2 separate regions of the Homo sapiens genome follow, and region 1 is linked to region 2. The links are chromatin loops, found by intact Hi-C in ENCODE. Cell type or tissue: breast epithelium. All regions are shown on one strand. Each heading gives the region's core, and the rest is flanking DNA. Links, peaks and the distances in the headings are about the cores only.

Evidence for each region. Peaks named below come from ENCODE experiments on the same cell type or tissue, not always from the same donor. Only the 100,000 strongest peaks of a DNase experiment are listed, where the experiment ranks them.
Region 1: a loop joins it to region 2, with 7 times the contacts of the local background. A loop is called at or near these places in 3 of 110 quality-filtered maps.

The regions. Positions count from the first base shown.
Region 1 is chr3:172,296,711-172,309,019 of GRCh38, forward strand. It overlaps FNDC3B (fibronectin type III domain containing 3B), which reads left to right. Exons shown (of 26, transcript NM_022763.4): 9 at 2,018-2,077; 10 at 10,653-10,791. Among named protein-coding and RNA genes, the nearest start is that of GHSR, 150 kb to the right of the region's middle. RefSeq lists enhancers at 4,111-4,779, 8,869-9,163. In breast epithelium, for the core only: no CTCF peak of the experiment used is centred there; no DNase peak of the experiment used is centred there; H3K27ac peaks cover 87 bases.
Region 2 is chr3:172,147,628-172,159,936 of GRCh38, forward strand. All of the region lies in intron 3 of FNDC3B (fibronectin type III domain containing 3B), which reads left to right. It overlaps LOC124906304 (a long non-coding RNA gene), which reads left to right and starts at 11,085. Exons shown (of 2, transcript XR_007096169.1): 1 at 11,085-11,165. RefSeq lists enhancers at 5,652-5,946, 5,659-5,748. In breast epithelium, for the core only: a CTCF peak has its summit at 8,773; DNase peaks (open chromatin) are centred at 5,834 and 8,874; H3K4me3 peaks cover 866 bases; H3K27ac peaks cover 5,411 bases.

The sequences.
Region 1 (12,309 bases), core at 2,248-10,247, 150 kb after region 2:
CCCCATGCCTGGCAAGGAACAGATGCAATTGACCCTTGAACAACACAGGTCTGAACTGCACGGACCCACTTATGCACGGATTCCTTGTCAGCCACATGCAGACCAGAACAATATTCACGGGATATGAGACCTGTGGATATGCAGGGCCAACTGGGGACTTGAGTATGTGTATACGCTCTGTGGGGGTGGGGTCCTGGTACTGATTCCTTGTGTATACTGCGGGACAACTGTGGATAGAGTCTTTTCATGCAAGATGAACATTGGTGGCAGGAGCTAGAGGCTCACGTGCCCAGAGAGGCTCAGCAGGTAACATACATGAGCAAAGTGGAAAGGCTGAAAATGAGGTGAACAGGAGAGCTCCTGTTGCCATCGAAAGGAAGCAGTCACCACTCAGCCTAAGTTGATTGTTGCTAAAATTTGCTGATTCTTTGAATTTTTTTTCAAAAGATGCTGAAAATCTGAATTATTATACAAACTTCCCTGTTATTAAATTAATGGAACAAATGCAAGATATTTTAAAGATACAATGTAGGCCAGACAACAGAGCTTCAGGCAAGGTCTGGACACAGCTTCCAGTTTTCAACTTAAAACCCAGCCTTTTATTTGGAATAGTTTCAAACTTATAAGATGTCCCCAAAATAGAGAAATCAAGGAATACCTATATACTCCATATCCAGATTCACTTGTTATTAACTTTATACTCTGCTTTATCATTTGAACTCCTTCCTCTTTTCCTCTTTCTGTCCTCAATCCACATTTTTTTCCATAAGTGTTTTTTTTTTGAGACAGAGTCTTGCTCTGTCGCCCAGGCTGGAGTGCAGTGGCACTATCTTGGCTCACTGCAAGCTCCGCCTCCTGGGTTCACGCCATTCTCCTGCCTCAGCCTCCTGAGTAGGTAGGATTACAGGTGCCCGCCACCACGCCCGGCTAATTTTTTGTATTTTTAGTAGAGACGGGGTTTCACCGTGTTAGCCAGGATGGTCTCGATCTCCTGACCTCGTGATCCGCCCTCCTTGGCCTCCCAAAGTGCTCGGATAACAGGCGTGAGCCACCGCGCCCGGCCTTTTTTTTCATAAGTTTTATATGTAATGGTCCCTTACTACAAAATACTTCAGGATATTTCCTATAAGAATTTTTTTAAAGAACCACAGTGTAATTATAACTTCATAAACTTACATTGATATGATACTTTTATCTGTTGTCTATATTCCAGCTTTTGTCGCTTGGTCTATAAATAATGCCTGTTATATTTTGAAAAATTGGGCAGTTTTCACCCCTTCCCGCGCAGGAGCTAGTCTAGGGTCATACAGTACCTTTAGTTGTCATGTCTCTTTAGCCTTCTTTAATTTGGAACAATTCCACAATATTTCTTATACTTTTATGACACTGATATTTTTGAAGAACACAAAGTAAGTCACATGCACACACACCTTTAACCTTTTTAAAAATTTTCAATAGAACATTCCTTATTTTGGTTGGTTACTTCCTCATGATTTAAGGTGAGGTTCAGTTGCAACTTTTGAGGACATAAATGGTTTTATTTTATTGAAGAGAGCTATTTGTTCGGTGCATTGGTAAGTGAGGAAGTGAGATTGTGATTTTTCTTAAGACAGTCCAGAGTTGAGATAATTGAGGTTCCTGCCAAGGTAAGTGTGGAAAGTGCCTTCTGTTAACAGCTGGTATGATCATTTTTATTCATTTGTTTGTTCATTCATTCATTTGCTTACTTAGTTACTTATATGTATTTACTCGTAAGAAGTGATAAGATCTTTTAGAATTTTATTAGTAAGTTAACCATGCCATTTTCGAGATCTAAGATGGCATCATTAAAAAGAACCTGATTTTCTAGTCCCAAACAAATAATAATATCAAATAAGAAAGTTTATTTCTGGTTTATGGTGGAATCTGACATAATAGTTCATGAATTATTGTCAGTACATTACTGGACACCCAAATTCCAAATCTCGTTTGCTTTTGAAACTGGAATTAGCAACTAATGAATGCTTTTTCTTTACAGTGGAGAAGAATTAGAATGTAACCTGAAAGATCTTAGACCAGCAACAGATTATCATGTGAGGTGAGTTAGGATATAAGAGCCAAACTGTATTGGAGAATCCAGGTGGCTAAAGCAAAAACATGTACTCCCTTTTAAGTTTTTGGTGAATGTTGCTTACCTTGCTGAAAGTTGTAGAACCATGGCTTATGGGCCATTCATTGACTCTCAAGAGCATCGTAACTGGGAAGACACAGAAGCGCTTCTGTGAACAGAAAAGTAGGTGTTAAACACTGAAAATCATTTTAAACATTTTAAAAGTAATTTTACATGGTCTTCTAAGATCTATTGGACTATGGTTTAACAGTTTCTTTCTGTAAAACAAATGAAACTTTTGTCACCATGGGCATATCATTGTTTCTTATAGACCATCATATAAACTGTTTATTCAGACCAAATGACTGAAGAAGCCCTTTCCATGTTGCAAGCACACCGTTAGACCTTAAAAGCTGGTAGATTTTGAAAAAGACAAGTAATACAAGCATCAAATTATCTCTGATGAGAATTAACTCAATTTGGCTAAACAGTTAACCCATGTGGCATAGTATGTAGCCTGAAATCTCTCCTGTGATTTTCTGGAATCTCTACTGTGACTACTCTGGAAGGTAGGGCTAGCTTATTTTAGGAAGAAACCCAGCCAACCACAGATCTGTAAGGAGGAAAGTGTTATCTGAATTTTTTAGAGAGACCATCTGATTATTTAAAGATACATCCATCTATTTATTTGCCAATAAGAAGGTCTGAATATGACCCATAACACTAAAAAAACTTTTTTTTAATCTTTATTTTATCTAATATTTAAGTTCCCCAGAAAATATAGTTTTATTTAACTGGATGTACAACAACACATTGTTTCCCTTTTTTTTTTCAATTATATATGCATACATAAAGATTGCAGAATAAAATTGTAAGCATGAAATATACATCTATTACTATACTTTCCAAAGGTTAATTTACATCATGAGTTTCTTTGTGATTTCGGGATGAGGTTGGAGGCAAGGTAGCCTAGTAGGAAGAGCGTATATGAATTACCAGGAGGCTTGAGTGTGAGTCTGGTTCTGCCCTGAACGGGCTGTTTTAACTTTGGTCAATTCACATAGAACGCTCTGCCATGATTTTCTCAGTTAAAAAAAAGGTAGTAAAGCAAGGATGTGCGTTGAGGATGTAATATCTTATTAGCTGCATAAGTTCTTAAAAATAAGTTTAAAGTAATGTATATCAGAGTAAGTTGTTTTGTTTTAAGGCATAAAGTGCACATCTGCTCAGCTATCATATTGTTTAGATGAGCTCTCTTGCAACCATCTCCTCCTGTTTAAATCAAAACTTTGGATTTTGAGTCAATTAGCTTCCGCCCAAACGTATTGAGCTTTTCACACACTCTGTACAAGAAGATCTGTGTAATTTGTGAAGCTAAGATGATAATAGAAATGGTTTAACCATTATTCAAAATGGTCAATTTAACAACAAACCAGAAAATGTAAAACCAGAAAATGTAAAAGTCATGTAAATGTTATCTATTATTCATTGTTAACATATGTTTCTTTCTGCTCCGTGCTTTAACAGTTTATTGTTCCTGTGGTTAGTAAAGGTTTACTTTATTAATTTCCTGCTCATTCATGAGCTTACAATATCCTTTTTAAGAAACTTAAATGTTATGAAGAGTCTTCTCTTTATTTACCATCCTGTCTGTTGTTCCATTTATTTTTTTTTTAAACCCTTATTACAAAGGGTAAATTTGAGAACACTTGCTCATCAGCTATTTTTACCGACAAAACCTATGAACATCTTGAACTTCTGGGCAGATAGAATAGTTAATGGATTCCCCAAAAGGAACAGGATGGGAGCATGACGTGGTTACCATCTAGGGGCCTTGGGTCTAGACTTTCTCCTGACACATTTGGGACTCCTTGCATTTGGTATTTGACACACATGTGACACCAAACACGTACAACCTAGGGTGCCACCAACTGTTATTTGTTCTACCTCTCTGCTTTCCAGGAAGATAGGAAGTTCTCTCTCCTTGGGGATGGTCAATTTTAGTATTTTTTTAACATCCTTTCTCTCCTAATAAAAACGTCTATAGTCCAGATTTAGTCTTTGTGCACTGCCTAATGCACAGTCCATATAGATCATACGTTCTTTTTCCTTTTACAGTCTTGTCTTTTTTAGGCTAGAGAAGAATCTTAACACTTGCAACTCTTATTTAGATGTAGCTTCCTCTGCCTTGAATTGCTTCGGTGAAGCAGCATGATGCATAGTGGACATGGCTTGCAACTTGAAGTTAATGGCTCTGTCATTTACTAAGGGTGTGTACTTAAGCGAGCCATTGAAACTTCTTTGGTCTCGCTTTGTCATGTATAAAATGAGAATGATAATGATACCAGCCTCAGGAAAATAGGATGAGAGCAAATATATGTGCAAATCTATTTTAGACCTGTAAAGTCATGTATAAGTGCTACCTTTTGGTTTTCCCAAGCTCGTTGCAGTTTTTCCAAGCTGTGAAAATAAAAAGGACTTAATGATGCAAGTTCTTTGAATCTGTATATAGTTTGATCATATCACTCACATTTTTATTGAGATGAAGATGTATTTTACTTGACACTGAAAACAAGGAGCAAAATCTCTTTTTACAGTCCAGTTAATAATCTTAGTTCTGGGAATGTAAGCTTTTATCATGTAGAGTGGCCGCAAATATTTTAAATGTAGCAGTCACCTATAAGGCCTCAAAAGGCCGTGTGGAAATAGTTTCTTCACTAAATTTTCATAACAGCAACTACAGAAGAATTTCATTACTGGACAGCTGCAAAATAAACAATTACGCTGAGTGCAGTGGCTCACACCTGTAATCTCAGCATTTTGAGAGGTCGAGAGAATGACTTGAGCCCAGGAGTTCAAGACTAGCCCAGGCAACATAATGAGACCTTGTCTCTACAAAAAATGAAAAATTAGCTGGGTATGGTGATGTATGCCCGTGGTCCCAGCTACTGAGGAGACTGAGGTGAGAGGATCGCTTGAGCAGAGGGGTTGAGGCTGTAGTGAGCCCTGATTGCAGCTGCTGCACTCCAGCCTGGGCAACAGCAGGAGACCTTGTCTCTAAATAAATAAATAAATAAGTGAATAAATTCCTTGCCATTTTTGTTTGTGCATTACCAATTTAGAAAGTGATGGAAGTCTGTAGAGCCAGTTATGAAAACTGAGATATTTCTTTTAGCAGCACAAAACAAGGTACATTTTTTCTTCCAACTCTTAATATTGCAACATTTTGATTAAAAGTGTAAGATTTCTGTCTTAAATCATGTACTGAAGTCTCACCTAGACTTCTGTTCTTGTATTCCTTGTTACTTTTCATTTTGCTACTCTGAGTCTATCTTATTCACATTGATTGCTTGATATCTTCATATAATGCTTTTTCTCATTTTCAACTCCCCCGGCCCATGCCCGCCCCCATATTAGTATTATTGCATGAGTTCACCCATCAGACACACAAACCTTCTTCTTTTTCAATAGCAGTCTCAGTCATGAAGCCCTGTCATTTAACTGCCTGGTAGTTGCCTTCAGTTACTAGGCCAGAACAGCTCTTTCCACCAACTCACTGTTACTGGGAATATATTGAGACTAGTGGCATCCTTTAGACAGTGCTGTAGCTCACATGCCTGTGGCTGCTCCAGTTGGCATCTGACATGCCATTTGAGCCAGATTCCACATGGAAAATTATATTCCAAGACATTTCAGGTTTACAAAATGTTTCTTCTTTTCCACTTTTACTATGAGGTTTTGTGTATCATTCTTACACGTCTGTTCAGTCACTATTCTTTTTTTCTCCTAATCTCCTAGTGGTGATTGAGGAAGATAATACCCCTCTATGATGCATACATTGATTAGCAAAATTTAGGAAGACCTTTATTAAAATCACTTTCATATTTGTTACCCTATTCTTAACACAAATAAATTTTTTTGGTTTAATGTTCATACAATATTTCAAAGGAATCCATTTGTAATTGTCAAGATTATTCAGTGCTTCTGTAAAGGGCATTGTGTTATGTATTGTATAAAGCCACTAATAAAAAATCTCCTGTCTCTGTGTGTGTATGTGTGAGAGAGAGAGAGAGAGAGTGTGTGTGTGTGCATGTGTGTGAGAGTGTGTGTTTGTGTGTGCCTGAGAGAGAGAGACAGAGACAGAGAGACAAGAGATTGTGTGGAGAAATGAGAAAAATCCAATATGTAAATAAATTGCATTATATTTTAAATACTTATATATATATAAATATGTAATTTTACAAACATGAACATTTATACATATATACATTTATTTGTACAAATAAATATGTATACATACACAAATGTATGCTGTGTATGCATCTGCCAGAGAAGTATATTTGTCTTTTAATTGGTAGTTCTATAATTAATAATGGCATTACAATGACCATTTTACTGCGGGAGTCAACAATTTATATCTTTATCAGCGATAGGATAATCAGTAATTTGAGTGATGGAATGGATAGCAATTTCATGAAAATTTTGAAGCAGTTTTCTAGTCATCCGCCTAAACAATTTGGCAAACAAGTTGCCCAGAGATGATATCATATAATGACATTTCCCAGAAAAATTGTGCAATGAAACATTTCCAAAAATATGGTTGACAAGCACAGTGAAGGATTATAAAATACATGTTATTGACCAAAAACTGTGGCTCCTAGTATGTTACATCGTGCTAGAAAAAGTTGGAGGCATACTTCTGAAATTCTTGGAGCACCTGTTTCCTAAGCATTTAGCCAGGATTTAAGCTGAAACAAATGTGAAAACAAGATTAATTATATTGTTAGAAAAATGTTTTCTTTTCTTGGGATAAATGCAACAAAAACTGAACTGTTTGCTGACTTATTTAACCCAAGAAACTGACCGTACTCTACAGATACTCCTTTTACATGATGATATTTATGGAAAACTCATTGCCATTATGTGGAAAAAAAAAAAATTGCAGTATTCTTTTAAAATGTAGCATCATTAGCAGAGATTTTTCTTTTCTATAAAAGTTATTGGTAAAAATGTTGCTAGTCACTATAACAGTAAGTTGCTGTCCATTTACTGAACTACTATAATTGACAGATGTAATCAAGGGATACTTAAGTGTGGTGCCAATTTTTGTACTATATGCAGCATACTTACATTGCCATGCAAAATGGCTGACAAAATATTATGTGTGAAAAGCATTGACCCTTAGCATAACATTGTTTAAGATTAAAGGCAAGAAAAATAGCCAACTCCATCTGGCCCATACAACTGTCTGTTTTCAACAACCTCAAATTTCTAACCTGCATCAGGTTCTTTTACTTTTATCCTCACTGCCATCCTCCCAGCCTGGCCACCAGGAGTCTCCATCACTTACGACTCTCCAGCCTAGGAAGTATGGATTGCTGCCTCCAAGAATCCCACTAAAAATGAACAAAGAATTTACTGAGACCAAATTTACCTTTCCCCAGACAACTGACTGCATCCTGCTAGTACTTTGCAGGCTGTTTCCCTGCCTTCCTCCCTCTGCTCTATTATCCAGATGGATTTTTGGCGGTGGCTGTTTTTGGGAACATATAGGACCTGATCTGCCTGGGTATACTTCTGCATTTGTAGGCAAATGCCCAGTCATTGCAAACTGACATACTTACTGGGTGGAGGCAGAGAACCTAAACAGCTAAACTGGGTTGGGTAAGGGTCAGCTGAAAAGCAGTCTCAGTGCTGTGGAGACAGTAGGAATGATGGGGACTCTAGCGAACTCTGCAGCACCTGCTCCATCTAAAGCGGGGAGCTGCCCACAGATTTAGCTCATTACTACAGGGCAGGAAAGAGGGCCGAGTGAGGCCAGGTGCAGTGGCTCACGCCTGTAATCCCAGCACTTTGGGAGGCCAAGGTGGGTGGATCACCTGAGGTCAGGTGTTCAAGACCAGCCTGGCCAACGTGGTGAAACCCCCATCTCTACAAAAATACAAAAATCAGTCAGGCATGATGGCAAGTGCCTGTAATCCCAGCCACTCAGGGGGCCGAGGCAGGAGACTCACTTGAACCTGGGAGGCAGAGGTTGCAGTAAGCTGAGATCATGCCATTGCACCCCAGCCTAGGCGACAGAGCGAGACTTCATCTGAAAAAAAAAAAAAAAAAGCCAAGTGTTGCTAAAACCTTGAGTTTTTAAGAGAAGCCAGAAGTTTGGTTTTTAAAATGAGAGCGCTCCAGATATTTTTCAGTGAAGGCTTAATTTTTACTTTTTTATTTCAGAAAATGTTAGATATAGTCAGAAGTAGATAGTAGTTTAGATAGTAGTAGTTTAATGAACTCTCATCACTCAACTTCTGTTACCTCATTGTCCTCACTTACCTCTCCCCTGCCCTGATGATTTTGAAGTAAGGTTCAGACATCATATTATTTCACCTATAAACTATATTACCATCATCACACACACCTGAAATGTCTTCACAATCCCGGGACTGTTCCCATTTCCTCAGTTCTAAGAATGAAGATTTTGTTTCTTTAGTTTGTTGTAATTGGAATTCAAATGTGTGAATATGTGGTTTGGTTGATATGTCTTAAATATATTTTAATCCATTCATTTTTCCCTTTATCTTTTTCTCTTTCTTGCAACTTGTTTGTTAGATTAATTTGTTTGTCCTGTAGAGTCTTCCACAAGTATGAGTTTGGCTGACTGCATCCGTGTTGTGTTGCTTAATATTGTTCTCCTGTCCTCTATATTTCCCATAAAGCAATGAAGAGGTTTAATCAGATACAGGTTCAGTTTTTCTGCCAAGACAGTTTTGTAGGTAGTGACATAGTCCTTTATTAGGAATGCATGGTGTCTGGTTGTCTCTTTTTGTGATGGTCATTGCCTGTATCTTTTAATTCATAGGTGGCTCTAATACTTCAAAACATTATGTTTTTGCACACTGCCACCACACATACACATGTGTCTTGGGTCAGATGCAACCCATGAGTCACCTGTTGGAGAATTCTGTGTATCAAAGTTCAGGCTTGAGCCCTGCCCATGTCTGGAACATGTTGTGATTCATTTAAAGTAACTTACTCCCAGTGAGCCCATCCTGACACAGGGAAATGATCTTACCAGATCTACCATTTAGTTTTATATTATCACGTGCCTACTTACAGTGCGTGCAAAAAGGACCTTTTCCTTCATCAGGGGTTGGGTGGAGAGCATCCCAATGATAAGCATTATTTGTTTGGATCAAATTTCATGCTGTCCTCCCATAAGGCAAATAGATCAAATATGTAATATGTATGTATTTTTATCTTTTGAGGTACAAAGTAGACATATCTATTAGTGCCTTTGACGTATGGCCTCTATGAATTTTTCATGATGGACTTTGTGGAGAAATGACTTTGCAAATCACACACACACTTGGGACCTATCTTCCATAATGTTGTTATCTTTACCTGTTGTTTGTGTTCATTGGGTAGGGCTAAGGGAAGTGGATTGTGGTGTTTAGAGGAACATGATTGCAGGATGAACAAGGGGAATAGGCAATACCGTATATACTGGTTAGACTTCCAGGGATAAATACCATTGATCCAAATTTCTAACTGTGTGGCCTTGGGAAATGTACTTCATCTCTGTGTTTCCTTCTGTCTGCAATGGGTAATAAGATTTCCCTACCTCAGAGAGGGTGGCTATAAGAATTAAGGGCTCAATATCTATTTGCCAACTCTGTGAATAGTTTAATCCTTGCATCTGTTTTAGGCAGCAAAGTGTTCTTTGTTGTTGTTGTTTTTTAAGAGTACATTTTCAATTTTGAAAAAATAAATTCCCAGTATAAAAAATGGAATAGTAGGAAGATGATAAAAATCAGCATAGCCCTATTTTATGCTATTTGAAGAGTGTGGCATTAATAGTATGTTCTATGCTTTTTCTTCATGGCTTCTCTGGAGAAATCAAGCACATATGTTGCAGTGTTGAGCCAAACATTTTAGTGTACAGACCGAACATCTTTAATCTTGGCTTCATGTATAAGAGTTAAATATTCACGTGGATTAAACTGTACCTGAACATTGTTTTTGTGGAATTAGAGAAAGTCACACTTGTTAGCTTCTCTGTGAAACATCCCTAGTTTTACATAAATGTGTACAGTATTAAATGTAGTTCAAAGATGGTATCTACCCTGTTTGTACTTTTATGCTTTCTCTCCAGTCTGTGACCTCTTATTACTGTTTCTTTTGCCTTTTTATCCAGCTCTTAACTCTTAGCCTTTTTCCAGATAAAGTCAACCAGAGAGTAGCTCATGGGGTTTTAGAACATATATTTGGAGATCGTTCTGGGGTTAAGGTTTATTTTCTTACTTAGAATAATCTCTTCTAGTCAGTAGATCCTGCCTATCTTGAAATGGAGCTGGGTGGCACACACTGAGACAAATACCTGTTGGGATGACTGTCCCCTGTTAATGCTAACCATAGGTCAGGACAAGACCAACAGATAAGAGCAAGAGCATGATACTCACTCCGTAAGAAATTCTGTTCATCTACAGAAAGCCTTAGGGTGAAACAAAGATAAGAATCCTGGTCTTCTATGATGAGTCACTGCCACTGACTGTGTCTGTTTTGTTTTCAGGGTGTATGCCATGTACAATTCCGTAAAGGGATCCTGCTCCGAGCCTGTTAGCTTCACCACCCACAGCTGTGCACCCGAGTGTCCTTTCCCCCCTAAGCTGGCACATAGGAGCAAAAGTTCACTAACCCTGCAGTGGAAGGTGGGTAGCTCAAAGCATCAAGAATCGTCTCAATTTAAAAATTAGCCAGGTGTGGTGGCAACGTGTTCCTAGTCCCAGCTACCTGGGAGGCTGAGGAGGGGGGATCACTTGAACCCAGGAGTTTCAAGGCTGCAGTGAGCCATGATCACGCCACTGCACTCCACCCTGGGCAACAGAGAAAGAGTCTCGAGTTAATATAAGGTCAGTCTATAGCCATTTGAAATATTTTTTAGCACGACTCCAGTCTTGTGATATGTTTGGTTTTCTGCATAGTAAGTATGTGCAACCAACTGTTATATCAAAAGTTGTCATTTCTGTAAGAGTTGGGCAAAGGGGTGGGAGGAGGGAACTGCAAAATCTAGCTTTAGCTTTTTTTTGCAGCAGTATTTTCTAAATGTCTTCAGGTCATAAGCAACACGTATAAGTGATATAGGTACTTAAAATACCTACATCTTATCACTTTCTAATAGTCTAGCTCATTTCAACAAACATTTGAGGACTTTAGCAAAAAGTTTTTATCAAGAAAGATTCAGAGATAAAGTAGTTTTATGGCCCTTTTGGCACATTTCAGTGGTGATACTGAAATGTTTAATACATAAAACAACCTAGAACATTTAGTGATCTAAACTATGTTAGTACTTCATTAAGTTTCACTACTTAGGCCATACACCAGTCAGGATTACTAATTATTTAAGAAAAAAAGACTGAATTATATATTTTCATGAAACACAATTCACTGGCTAAAATTAGCTGTTACCAAAGAGAGATCATATTGCCCCTTCCTCAAGAGGCATCACTAGCTTGTTAATCATAGTTGTGTGTTTGTGAGAAAACAGTAGATTGTTATCAATCTCTATAGCAGTTATTTCTCTACATCAATATTTTAAAATATAATTTAAAATGTAAAATAGATGGAGGTAGAGATAAAGATTTAGGGTTTGGGGGGAGAATAGTAATGTGTGAAAGAAAGAAAATGGCTAGGAAGATCCATTATTAGTGAAGAAATATTTTATCTTTTCATTTCTGGCCCAGAGAGTCAGGTTGGTCTAGGGAGCTGATGAAAGCAATTGAGAGTAGTGGTTAGCAGCAAAGCATGGGCCTCAGTTGATCCCTCTTAGGTGGGCAGCTGCATTCTCATAGCCAGTGGCCAGCATTGAGTGTGTTACTTGGACAGAAGCAAAGTTTAAACTGGCTTAGAATCTGAACTATTTTATTTTCCTTCCTGGCTTCCAGGGATAATCCAGGTCAGTGATTCCCCACCTTTTCAGAGTTTTAACACCCAACTGGCATCATTGTTTAATTCCTTAGAGTATACACATCCATTTAAAAAATGTGCTCTATATTTACACATACATATGTAAATATATCTTTGTAAGGAAAGAATTAAAATCCATTTTGTTTGGAAAATATAAGAACTCATCTTTAGATGACCTGAGGGATCCCGGGGTCTTATAAACCTAAAGTTGGGAATCACTGATGCATACTCTGCTTAAAACCTGGATGAATTTCAGGTCTCAG
Region 2 (12,309 bases), core at 2,236-10,235:
CCTGTTAAAACACAGTTGCTGGTTCTACCCCCAGGGTTTCTGATTCAGGTCTGGGGTGGGTGGGGCCAGAAAATTTGTATTTCTGAGATGTTCAGGGTGTTACTGATGTTCTTGGTTCAGGAGTTCTGAGACTCATGGAGGTGGAGATCGTCGGGGTTGGTGACATTTGTAAGAGAAGGGTATTTACAGAAGTTGTACCCTTAAATTAAAAAGAAGGCTCTCAGAATTAAGTCTGGTCACCCAATGGACAAAAGGGAAAAAAATTCCATCTAGATGCAGAAAAATAAGAAAAATTGACTTAAAAGATTATTATTTATAAGCTCAAAGATAGAATTTTTTTCTTTTTGAAAAATTTTTCCTCCCTTTTCTACAGTTTTAATGAATTGAGGTTTGAACCCGGGACTCTAATTTTCAAAGGATTTGTTTGTAGTCTTTCAGTTTCCATCTCCTAATTCAGTTGCTAATTTTATTAAGTTCCTAATTTTATTAGGAACTTGTTTTTCTTCACTGTGCCTCAGTTTCCCCATAATAAGAATAAATATGATTGCCAGAGATATCGTTAGGTTATTTTAAAGTCTAATGAATAATATTATGTAGTATTTGGAGATCATCAAGTTAGGAAACTTATAAAAAATATGAAAAATATTCTAAACATCTAAATAAGGGATGTACTTATTCAAGCAATAAGTACATCCCTTTTTCCCAGTCAACTGGGCCACGGTAAAAGAAGCAGCCAATGTGGAGGGTAAAAAAAATAGTGGGCCAATATGGAAGTTGGCTTCATTTTGTAAAGTACTATACAAAAATGGGAAAATTTTAAAGCATGAAACTGGTGAGAAAGGAAGTGACTCAGAATTCAAAATAGATAGGACTCCACACCAGTAATGATCTGGAACTGAGGAACATTGCCTACAGAAGAGAGAAGCCATGAGAGACAGTTGAGGTGAGTGAATTGGCTCCATAGTAACATGGAAAATGGAATTACACATTTCTTTTTTTTCTCACGTGGACAGAGACTATTGTAGCAATTTAGAACTTCGGGCCCTGTTTAAAAAAATCTATTTCAAGCGTCAAATTATTGATTGCCAGACTGAGTATTATTAGTAATTACAGTTACAGCACTGAGGAGTTTTCTCATAGTGTCTGAGTTCTGCTCCTGTTCAGTGGTTGAGTTCATTGATCATTTTTCTACTCCTCATTGCACCTGTCATGCTGGTATCAGCAATTAACATTCCTCAGAAGCGAATAGAATGCCAGGCTCCATCTCAGATGTAACTCAAGAACAACAGGTGCATTCTACCTATTCTTGGCTATAGACAGAGTAGTTAGAAGGCAAGTAATTAACCATAGAGCAGACTTTGAAGAAAATGAGATTCTTTAGAATTTGAGACAAAGTGCTGAAAAGTAGCTCTGGATAATGTATTTAGGAGACATAGGAAATGGCTCAACAGGAAGGGTGAAATAGCCTTACCAGTCTGGCCTCTTTAAATTTGTTTCAAGCCTGTTTCCCTTCACTGATACAAATCTTACTAACTCTGCACCTTCCACAGACCCTTTGTTATGTGCAGCTGTTTTTGTTTGTTTTTATGAAATTCACTTGAAAAGTCATTGGACTTGAATTTATACAGTAAAAAATCAATTAACTAGATTCTTAAATTTTCTCTTCCACTTTAAATGAAGACACCTAACGGTTTGAAACCTTCTGGCTCTGAGAAGAGGAAGAGGGTCCCCAGATACAGGTTTCAATTCCTTACCATTTAGTCTGGTTCCATTGATCAGGGGTTCAGTTTTCTCACCTTAAAATAAGAGGATTAGAACAGATAATTTCTAAAATTATTTTTACCACCCCTTTTCTCTTTTCTTTCTTTAATTCCTGTGGCGTTCTCTGCAGTTTATATGTCCCTAATTTTTATGAAAATACTTAAAGCTTTACTTAAATAGGTTCAAGTGTGGGCAGATTTCAAGAGCTTAATTATCTAGGATTTTCTACTTGAAAGTGAGATTTTAAATTATCATTGAGACCTTACTTTAGGTCCTACATAAATTTCTCTAAAATTTTATAAGCATATGTTACTCTTGACTAGTAACAACAGGAAAGAAAATTAATCCAGTGTGATTTCTCTTGTTTTAATAATTGCTACTTTAAAAAAGCTTGTGTATACCTTTTGTATGTTGGGTGTTTTTTTTTTTTTTTTTTTTTTTTTTTTTTGAGACAGAGTCTTGCTCTGTCACCCAGGCTGGAGTACAGTGGCATGATCTCAGCTCACTGCAACCTCCGCTTCCCAGGTTCAAGCGATTCTCGAGCCTCAGCCTCTCGAGTAGCTGGGACTTCAGGTGCCCGTCACCGTGCCCAGCTAATTTTTGTATTTTTAGTAGAGACAGGGTTTCACCATATTGGCCAGGCTGGTCTCGAACTCCTGACCTTGTGATCCACCCACCTTGGCCTCCAAAAGTGCTGGGATTACAGGTGTGAGCCACCACGCCCAGCCATGTCGGGTGCTTTCTCTCACTGGTTGTTAAACTTGGCTGCATGTTTGAATAGCTAGAGATTTTTAAAAAATACTGATGCTTGGGCCTCACCTTCAGAGATTTAGATACAATTATTGGGTCCCAGAATATTTTTAAAGATAGTATTGTCATAAGTATTTAGTTTACGTTGCACTTCAAAAAAAATTGTAGATTTAACTTTTATGTCTAATATTTAAGGTTTTGAATTATTTGTGAATGAAAAAACTCTAAAACAGAGAAGTGGTACCTTTTCATTTTAGGTGTACTGCCTCAGCTAAAGGATGTGTGTGTGTCTTGACTCCCCATCCCCCATGCGTACACCTCTTATCTGCTGAGCTAGATGGGATGGCCTTTCTGCTTGTCTCTCATCTATGGGGCATTACACATAGTTGTCCTTTTCCAGTTGGTTTTTTAGGATTATTTGGTGTCATTTTGTCAAATCTATGCCATTGGTTTTTAAATGCATCATTCTTTTTTTTTAAATGTCTCTACAAAAGAGATAACACCACCGATTAAGTTGACTTCCTTTTTCAGGAGATGTGAAAATGTGAAAAAGGTACTTGGAATCGGTGAAATATGCTTATAATTTTTTATTTAAAAAAAGTTTGTGGGTACATAGTAAGTGTATATATTTATGGGGTACCTGAGATGTTTTGATACAGGCATGCAATGTGAAATAAGCACATCATCGAGAATGGGGTGTCCATCCGCTCAAGTGTTTATCCTTCAAGTTTCAAATAATCCATAAAATACACTACTCTTTATTTTTCTCATCTAGGTATTTTTTAAAAAATAACAAATCTACATAGGTTTTTTTTCTAAGTTTGTGTTTGCATAATCATTTTGTGTGTATGAAAAAATTGAGATAGCTTTCTATTCAATCTCCTTAGTTGTAGAAATATGACTAATTTGTTTAAACATCATTGCTTCTAAATATGCCCTGGAGGACTTACATACAAGTCATAATCTTGTGATATTCTTTGTTAGTTTGTCTCATTATGCGGAAAGCCTTATTTATTTTTTGTGTGTGCATATGTATGCATATTTGTGTGTACTCATACAGACACACACACTCTGTATGTGTGAGTGTATATTTGCCAGTGCTACCACTTCCGTGTGTTCTGCTTTGTCTAACCTTTTGGTAAAGTCTACACTTTGGGTTTTAAATAATTTTAAGGTTTCCATTGTTCACGTGTTTGCTGTTGTAGCATTATCCTATTAAAAACTACATAACCCAGTTCAGCAATCTAAATGTGCTTCTAACTTTATATGGAAACTATTTAGCTTTCTTTACTTACCGTCTCCCCGACTCCACTCCCCACTCCCCCAACCTCTTTTTTTTTCCTACAGTGTTAACCAAGAGAGATATATTACCTTTGGATCTAGCCCATCTACCTCTAGATACTTCACTTGCATAATAACTAATTTAAATTTATTCCAGATGTACAAGAAGTATTTGAGATTTGGTAGTTTTAATTTTGGAAATGCTTTTAAAATGTTATCCTAGATTAGTAGGTGATTTTTCTTCCATGAAAATGTATATTTATTTAAAACCTGCGGTAGCTAATTAAACTTGAAATACCCTAAGTCCTCATGTAATGTTGTGGATAGGTTCTTGGAAACTGTAAGTGAAACATATAACAGGTCCTTGAGTTGCGTTGTTTCCTTCGATGTGGATTTGTTACAGCATTGATGAGGGGAAAAACGGTTATGCGTTATTTCACTCAAAGTTGCAGCTTCCAGGAACCTGTGGATGACGTTATGTGAGGGCTTACTGTATTTCTCTGGTTTTCAGTAAGTTAAAAGGTAGCAGAATCTAATATTTTCATTCTCCCCATCAGTAGAGGAGCTGGTGATATCCACTTGTGGATACTCAGTCCCTGTCTGATCACCAGGTTTGATGAATTGGCCGCTCACTTTAGAGGGTCTGTCAGGCTTCTTCATGTTCACAAATGACTGGAAATAAAAAGGAATACCTTTTACATCACCAACTCTCTAAGTACCTATATAACATTTCGGTTTGTTTTGGCTGCCAATTCCTCTTCACAAAAATCGCTGGTTTTGCAGCCATAGGTGGCCTCCTGGCTCTGTGTGGTTTTCTCCCTTTACTGGCTCACTCTTCATGCCCATATTGCTGTAGACCTCTCTTAGAAGCCTCACCCCTTCACTCCCCACTCCTTTTGCATTTGGGTTTCTGTGTGTATGTATGGGGTACTTAACGCCTTCTAAGTAGTAGCGCAGTGCCTGGCAAAATTGTCAGAATCAGGATCAGAATCAGACTGCCTTTGCTGTGTTTCCACGGGTGTGTTGCATTGCTTCCTGTCCGTTCTCCATCCATTGCCCATTCTCCGTACCCTTCATGTCCTCAACTACTCCCTGTCTTCACCTCCTGTTTCCTGTTTTTTCTCCTGTTTCTGCCACTCACATTCTCCATGGGAAGGGCTTTTTTTTTTTTTTTTCTTCAAACCTGGTATTTTTGGAGAGAAGGTTTTGACATTGGGGCTGTCTTTTAAGAGCCCTTCCCCTGATAGCAGAGGGGAACGTGCTCAACTTACAAAGTTTCTGAAAAAAATCACACTTCTTCTTTTCACGGGACCCCTGTTTGAAATTTGCAACAAATTAAATGCTTAGGAATCCAGGTGCCTAGGAGCCCTGCTATTTCAGCTCTTTCCCCTTAATCATGTTGGTTTACATGAGGATTGATTTTGGACTCACTGGGCCAGCTACGTGAAATGTGGTATTGTCATTGTCTCTTTGCACAGAACAATTCATTTGCTGCTTGTCGTGAATCCATCCTGTGAGGTATTATGATGACATCTGGCATGGCTTCTTTGTTTACTGTGTTTACCGTATGTGTTTAGAAGGAAAAAGGCCTGTAGTGACCACTTTTCTGTGTCGGCCCCTGGGTCAGGTTTTCCATCCTGACTCATGGGTGTCGGGACCGCTGAGATTGGTTGATGGGGTGTGCAGAATTTCCTCTGTCGGGCTTGGGAGCCAGAAAGCCACGATGAAGTTTGATTTGGCTTGTGGCAGCCTTTTCCAAATGTGAATTTGGATACAGTACAGTAAGCCCTCTAAGAAAAGGAGAAGAAGAGAAAATAATAACTCTAGAGCTGGGAATATCTGGGGAACATTGAAAAACGGGGAAAGTCTCAAAGATAGTATTCTGTGTCTCCCCTGAGCTGGTGTTGCTGTAGTGCTCAGAGGCCAGCCTTTTTTTCCAAGCCGAGTGCTCCCTGCACTTGGGAGAAACCACAGAGGCGGCCTCTGTCCTGCATGTGCTGCACGCTGCCTTGCTCCAGACTGTCTTGAATGTGACCTGGCAGCCAGTGCTGTTTCCTGCTGACGTGGCCTCCCACAACTGAGCAGAACAGAGCCACCTCAGTGTACTGAGGAAGGAGCAGGCTGGGGGCATGAATCACCAGCGGGATACGGAACAAATTCAGAGGGGAAAGCGCCTAACTATTCAGGTTTCCTGGTAGATATACTTAAAAGACACCTTTCTTATAGGAAGGAAGGAGGAGGAAGAAAAACAGGAGTGAAGAATGCCTCAAGAGTCAAACAGTGATTTGTTTGGCCCTAGGAAGGATTTCTTATCAGCAGGAGTTACCTTCTGGGGTAAGCCCCAGTCTGTCTCAAACATCTGAGAGGATGCTTTGAGGAGGCCAGACTGGACTGCAGCCTTCACAGCCACACTGTTGCACAGGTTGGTGGCGATGTGAGCTCTTAGCCCTATCCTGCAGACAGGTAGTAAAGAAACAAAAACCTAAACCAAAAGACTAGAGTTTGTGTCTTGGTGGAAAAAGTTCCCTCAACTTGGTAGGAACTGGAGAAAAGGACTCTGAGAAACTGCTCAGGAGCAAATCCTGTGGCCTAGTTTTCCCTTCAGTGCTGTCAGCTTCCCGCTTGATGCTCGATAAGCGCTTGTTTCAGCCACTACTGAATATTTTTTGAGTTTGCTTATTTGAAGGCATCCAGGACAGCTCCTTGTTACTGTCTTCTAATAGGCCCCCCAAAAGTCATAGTATCACAGAATTTTAGAGTGAGATGGGACTTTAATTGTAATCTGATCGAGACCGTTAATGGTTTCTTTTTTTTTGAGACAGAGTCTTGCTCTGTCACCAGGCTGGAGTGCAATGTTGCAATCTTGGTGCACTGCAACCTCCACCTTCTGGGTTCAAGCCATTCTCCTGCCTCAGCCTCCCGAGTAGCTGGGACTACAGGTGCGTGCCACCATGCCCAGCTAATTTTTGTATTTTTAGTAGAGACGGGGTTTCACCATGTTGGCCAGGATGGTCCTGACCTCGTGATCCGCCGTCCTCCGCCTCCCAAAGTGCTGGGATTACAGTCATGAGCCACCGTGCCCAGGCTATGGTTTCTTCTAAGAAGTGATCGTAGAACTTTGTCTTCAGTTACTCCCACCTGAAAGCCCACTGTACAAAACGTGCAGGTGGAGCTGACTGAGGGCAGAGAGGCCGGAGCCCAGCTGCTCATCTTTCTTTTAGTAGTGGCCCTGGAAACTCTTCCCCTGACCATTCCACACTCCCGCATACTTAATTGAGAAACCACTGATGAAATCTACAACCTTAATTTTATAGGTGAGGGAATTTTACCTTTGGTAGGGTCACGGTGTTAGGTCATTATGATAACTTTCAAGGTGCCTGGGAATAAAAGTTTTATAACTTTAATCTGTCTCCTGCTTTTGAGCCTTCGTGATCTCTCCAGGAGCTGCTGTAATGGCTTCCCACCCTGCGTGGGAACAAGTGGGGTGCTGGTGGGACAAGTCGGGGGCTGGTGATGTACTCTATGTGTTTGTAGGTCAGAGCTGGAAACCACAGAGAACAGCCCAGGTGGTTTCATTAGTCTAGGTGTGAGGTCACTGGGGGGCGGCAGTAGGATTGGAGATGGAGGGAAGCTTTGAAAGGAAGAGCCCTTAGCATTTTAAAGTATGGTTAAGTTTTTAAGTTACAGAAACTGGATATGGAAAATTACCAAGAGAACTTAGTCAAAGATGATCCTCAAATACCCAGCCAAAGTCATAGGGAGAATGTGGAGACTGTCTGACTTAGATAGTGGAAAATCTTTCTCAGTTTTCTTTGTTTAAGCTTCAGTAAGTCCCTCTCGTGGAGGATTCTTCTTTGGAGATAGGAAAGCAGTTTGATTCCCTGATTCTCTTTACAGCTGTGGCATCCCAATCTGATTGTTGGATGAGTTTTGGTATATGGTGTAACCCTTAGTTCCTGGTGTGTCAGTTGTCTACACAATTCACTTGCATTTGTTTTCTGGATTGTTCAGCCTAGATTATGGAACAGAACCAAGGCAGATTCAGGTCTGTCATACTGACCTCATTCCTGGTTCAGCACTGACTTTCCTGCATAGCCTCAAGTCTAGTAGGTAGGTGGACTTGTGATTACAAACAGATTTTGGAAATCATTTACATTGGCCAGGTTTTCCAGTGTTTTCCCCTTTCCTGGAAGCCATTTTCTCCTATTGCTCGCCTCTAACTCAGTCAACAGAAGCCTCTGCCCAGGGCAAACAATTTTGTAAGAAAAGAGAGCAAAATAGGAGTGAATGGAGAGGATGGGATATTAAATATGTAATAGGCCTATTTCCATTTTCAGTAAAGTCACTTGATTTCCTTTAAAGAGGCTCTGATTTTCTTGAACCATGCCTTGGTGGAATTAGAAAGTTACCCACATCATTTATGGTATTTTGTTGTTACTGTTGTAGGCTGGATTTGTACTTGGTCCGGGACTAGAAGGGGAGAAACAGCCTTATCTGTTAATCCGTTGCAGTGGCAGAAGAGCTGTATATGTAACTATATGCTTTTTTCCTCAACTTATACTGGAAAAAGAAAAAAAATTGCCCAGAGACTCTTTTTCTAAATGGTTTTGGTAAATGTATTCTTCAAATACAACTGCGAGTAGGAGGCCATGTCAGTGGGGGGTGATCATTCTTTTGTGTGATGGTAATGAGATAATTTCTGCATTACAGATTTTCAGGAGACTCTTTGTTTAAATGAAACTTCAGAGCCCTCACAAAGCCTCACAAGTCTCTTTGCCTTATTAAAAAAAGTTTTTATTAATCTCATGTGTTTTGCCATCATCAATTGCATAAACAAATAAAATTGTTTTGAGCAATAGAACTAAGGCTGTCATTTGTTTGGCATCCTGTCCTCTCTCCTTTTTCTCAAATACAATTTGACAAAATCTGGCTCCGAGTTGCTGTTGTTCCCACCATTAGCCATCGGCTCCAAGTGGCCATTCCCTCTGGTCTTGGATGGAGGCAAGAGGAAGTGTGCGCAAGACATAGCCAGGCAGGTTGCTGCCTGAAGGCTGGCAGCCGCTTTCACATGGGCTGGCAGGGATCTGCAGCCAGCAAGTGACTGGCACAGGAATTTCCGTTGCGTTGCAAGAAGGAACCAGGTAGGCCTGAGGGTGTCAAGTTGCTAGCCAAGATCTTCAACGTTTCTTTGTATGTATCCTTTGCTAATTGAACCTGGAAAACCTAACCATGAAAGGGATCTACAGAGAAAAGTGGCTAGTGCTGAGTTTTGAAGTTTTTTTTTTTTTTTTTTCCCCACTGTCTGCTCTCTAAAGCAACCAGTATTTATTTGGTTAAAAAGCAGCTAATTAATCTGTTTGATCTTGATGTGGAAATGAACCGTATCGAATTCCAGGTCAAATCACTTATCCTTGTAGAATGTTTTTTTAACCTTTTGAGGTGTGTTTCATCAGATTACGGACTATCAGAAGTTTACTTGTCCTCAATATTCCGGTCTGCATGGTGACATGGCTATTGTTCTAATAACAGTGCTTTTAAGTATAAACCTAATATTGTCTACAAAAAGAAAAGTCACATTTATCAATGGACTGTGAAAAGTTGTAAGGGGATTGTGTAACTTAATTATACAAGCAGTGTCATATATGATACTATTCTTGAAAAATACCTTGCCATCTGGTCCCATTTATCTGAGATGAGATCTGTTGTTATTTTTCTTTTTCTCTTCTTAAGTTTCGCTAAGCTGCCAGCAAATATTATTTTCCTTATTTTAAACATGAAGAAACAAAGGTCCAGATAGGCCAACTAACTTATCCAAAGTAGTGGTAGAGCCAGAACATGAACCCAAGATGGTACCAAAGCTCCTGGTATTTTTTTTTTCAAACTTTTATTTTGAAATAATCATGAATTTTTAAGGAGTGGCAAAAAATGTGCAGGGAAGTTCCATGTATCTTTCACTTAGTTTTGCCTCATGGTAACATCTTGCATAACTATATTTTAATATAAAAATCAGGAATAGACATGAGTACAGTCCACGGAACTCATTCAGATTTGTAATAATCACTACCATAATTAAAATATGGAGTGGTTCTAGCACCAAAAGGCTCTCTTGTGCTAGCCCATTATAGCCACTCCCCTTTCTTCCTGCTATCCCTAACTCCTAGTAACCACCCATCTGTTCTCCATCTCTAAATTATTTCAATAGTGTCATGTAAATGAAATCTCACAGGATATAAGTTTTTGAGATTGGCTGTTTTCTCAGCCTAATTTCTTTGAGATCCATTTGTTTTGTGTATCAATAGCTTATTTCTTATATTGCTGAGCAGGATTTCATCATATACATGAATCAGTGTAACCTGTTGAAGGACATTTGATAGTTCTGGCTTTGCTTGAACATGACTTTTAGTTTTTTGGGATAAATGCCTTCTGAGGTCTGAATGTTTGTGTTCCCCCAGAATGCATAGGTTAAAACTTAACCTCCAACGTGATGGTATTAAGAGGTGGGGCCTTTGGGGGCTGATTTTATCATGAGGACTCAGCCCTTATTAATGGGATTAGTGCCATGATTAAAGAGACCAGAGGGACCTTTTTCACTCCTTCTACCCTGTGTGGACACATGGAGGGGTGCCATCTATGAGGAACGGGCTTTCACCAGGCATTGAATCTGCTGGTGCCTTGATCTTGGATTTCCCAGTCTCCAGAACCATGAGCAATACATTTCTATCATCTCTAAATTACCTTGTCTATGGTAGTCTTGTTACAGCAGCCTGAATGGACTAAGACAGTACCCAAGAGTACACTGCTATAGCCTATTATTATAATTGAATGTTTCGTTTTATAAGAAACTGACAAAATTTTCCAGAGTGGTTGTACTATTTTATGTTTCTATCAGCCATGTACAAGTGATCCCGATTCTCTTCATCCTTGTCAGCATTTGGTCTGATGTTTTTAATGGTCACTGTGGCCTTGATTTACATTTCTTCAATGGCTAGTAATCTTGAGCATCTTTCAATGTGCTTATTTGCCTTCCGTATCTCCTCTTTGATGAAATGTCCTTGTTTTTCACCCATTTTCTAATAGGATTGTTTGAATTTTTTTTTTAACTGCTGAGTTTTGAGAGTTCATTATATATTCTAGACACAAGGCCTTTTTTGGATATGTAATTTGCAAATACTTTCTTGTCTTTCCCTCCTTTAACAGGTTCTTCTGCAGGGAAAAAGTTTTTCATTTTGATGACATCCAATTTGACAATTTTTCCTCTTATGGTTTTGGTGTGAAGTCTAAAGACCTTTGTCTACTCCCAGACTCCAAAGATTTTTTTCCTTTTTGTTTTCCCTACAAGTTTTATAGTTTTACATGGAAGTCTATGATTAATTGTGAGTAAATTTTTGTATAATGTGTGAGGTTTAGGTTGAAAGGCTCTTCTTCTCTTTCTCCTCCTCCTTCCCTCCCCTCTTCCTCTCCCTCCTCCCTTATCTTCCTTTCCCACCTCCTCTATCAATGTCCAGTTGCTCTAGCAATATTTTAGAAAATACTGTTTTCCTCCCTTGCATCACTTTTCACCTCTGTTAAAAATCATCTGGGGCCGGGCATGGTGGCTCACGCCTGTAATCCCAGCATTTGGGAGACCAAGGTGGGCAGATCACAAGGTCAGGAGTTCGAGACCAGCTTGAACAACATGGTGAAACCCCCTCTCTACTAAAAATATAAAAATTAGCTGGGCGTGGTGGCACATGCCTGTAATCCCAGCTACTCAGGAGGCTGAGGCAGGAGAATCCCTTGAACCTGGGAGGCGGAGGTTGCAGTGAGCCAGGATCGCACCATTGCACTCCAGCCTGGGCAACAAGATCGAAACCCTGTCTCAAAAAAGAAAATTATTTGGGTATATTGGTGTGTGTCTGTTTCCAGGTCCTCTGTTCCTGGCTTGGTTGAACTGTGTGATCACTGTATCCCTCCTCCCACACCACATTGTCTTGATTACTGTAGCTACATAGTAAGTCTTAACATTGCATCCTATTCACTCTAAAGTGAATTTTATCTGAGATATTTAGGTAAATAAGGACCCAAGAGAGAGATGCCAGCTCTCCGTAAACTAGTGCCTATAACCAAGAGTTATTTAGGAGCTTTGGGTCATCTCCAACTTATTCTGAGAAAATCAGTAGGAAAACCACAAAGTAAATATTCAGAAAAGTGAATATGAGTTAAGTAATTTGGTTTGTAAGTCTAAAGTTCTGTACAGCTGTCTCTGAAGCCTGGATTGATAATGAAGTCTAGATCTTTGGGTTTGTTTGGGTTTGTCAGTAATAGCTATTGATGATCAAAAAAGCCATATGAGCAAAAGGTTTTGAGAAAAAAGTTAGGTTCTGGATTCATTTTAAAAAGTTAGCCACTCGTTTGTGTATTTTAAGAAATCTCATCTGCTGTACTGAAGCCTTATATATGTTCCTTTATCTTAAGATAACATAGATAGTACACCATTTTAGACTTAGAGAGGTGGTAGAGGTCAATTCATTTAACCAT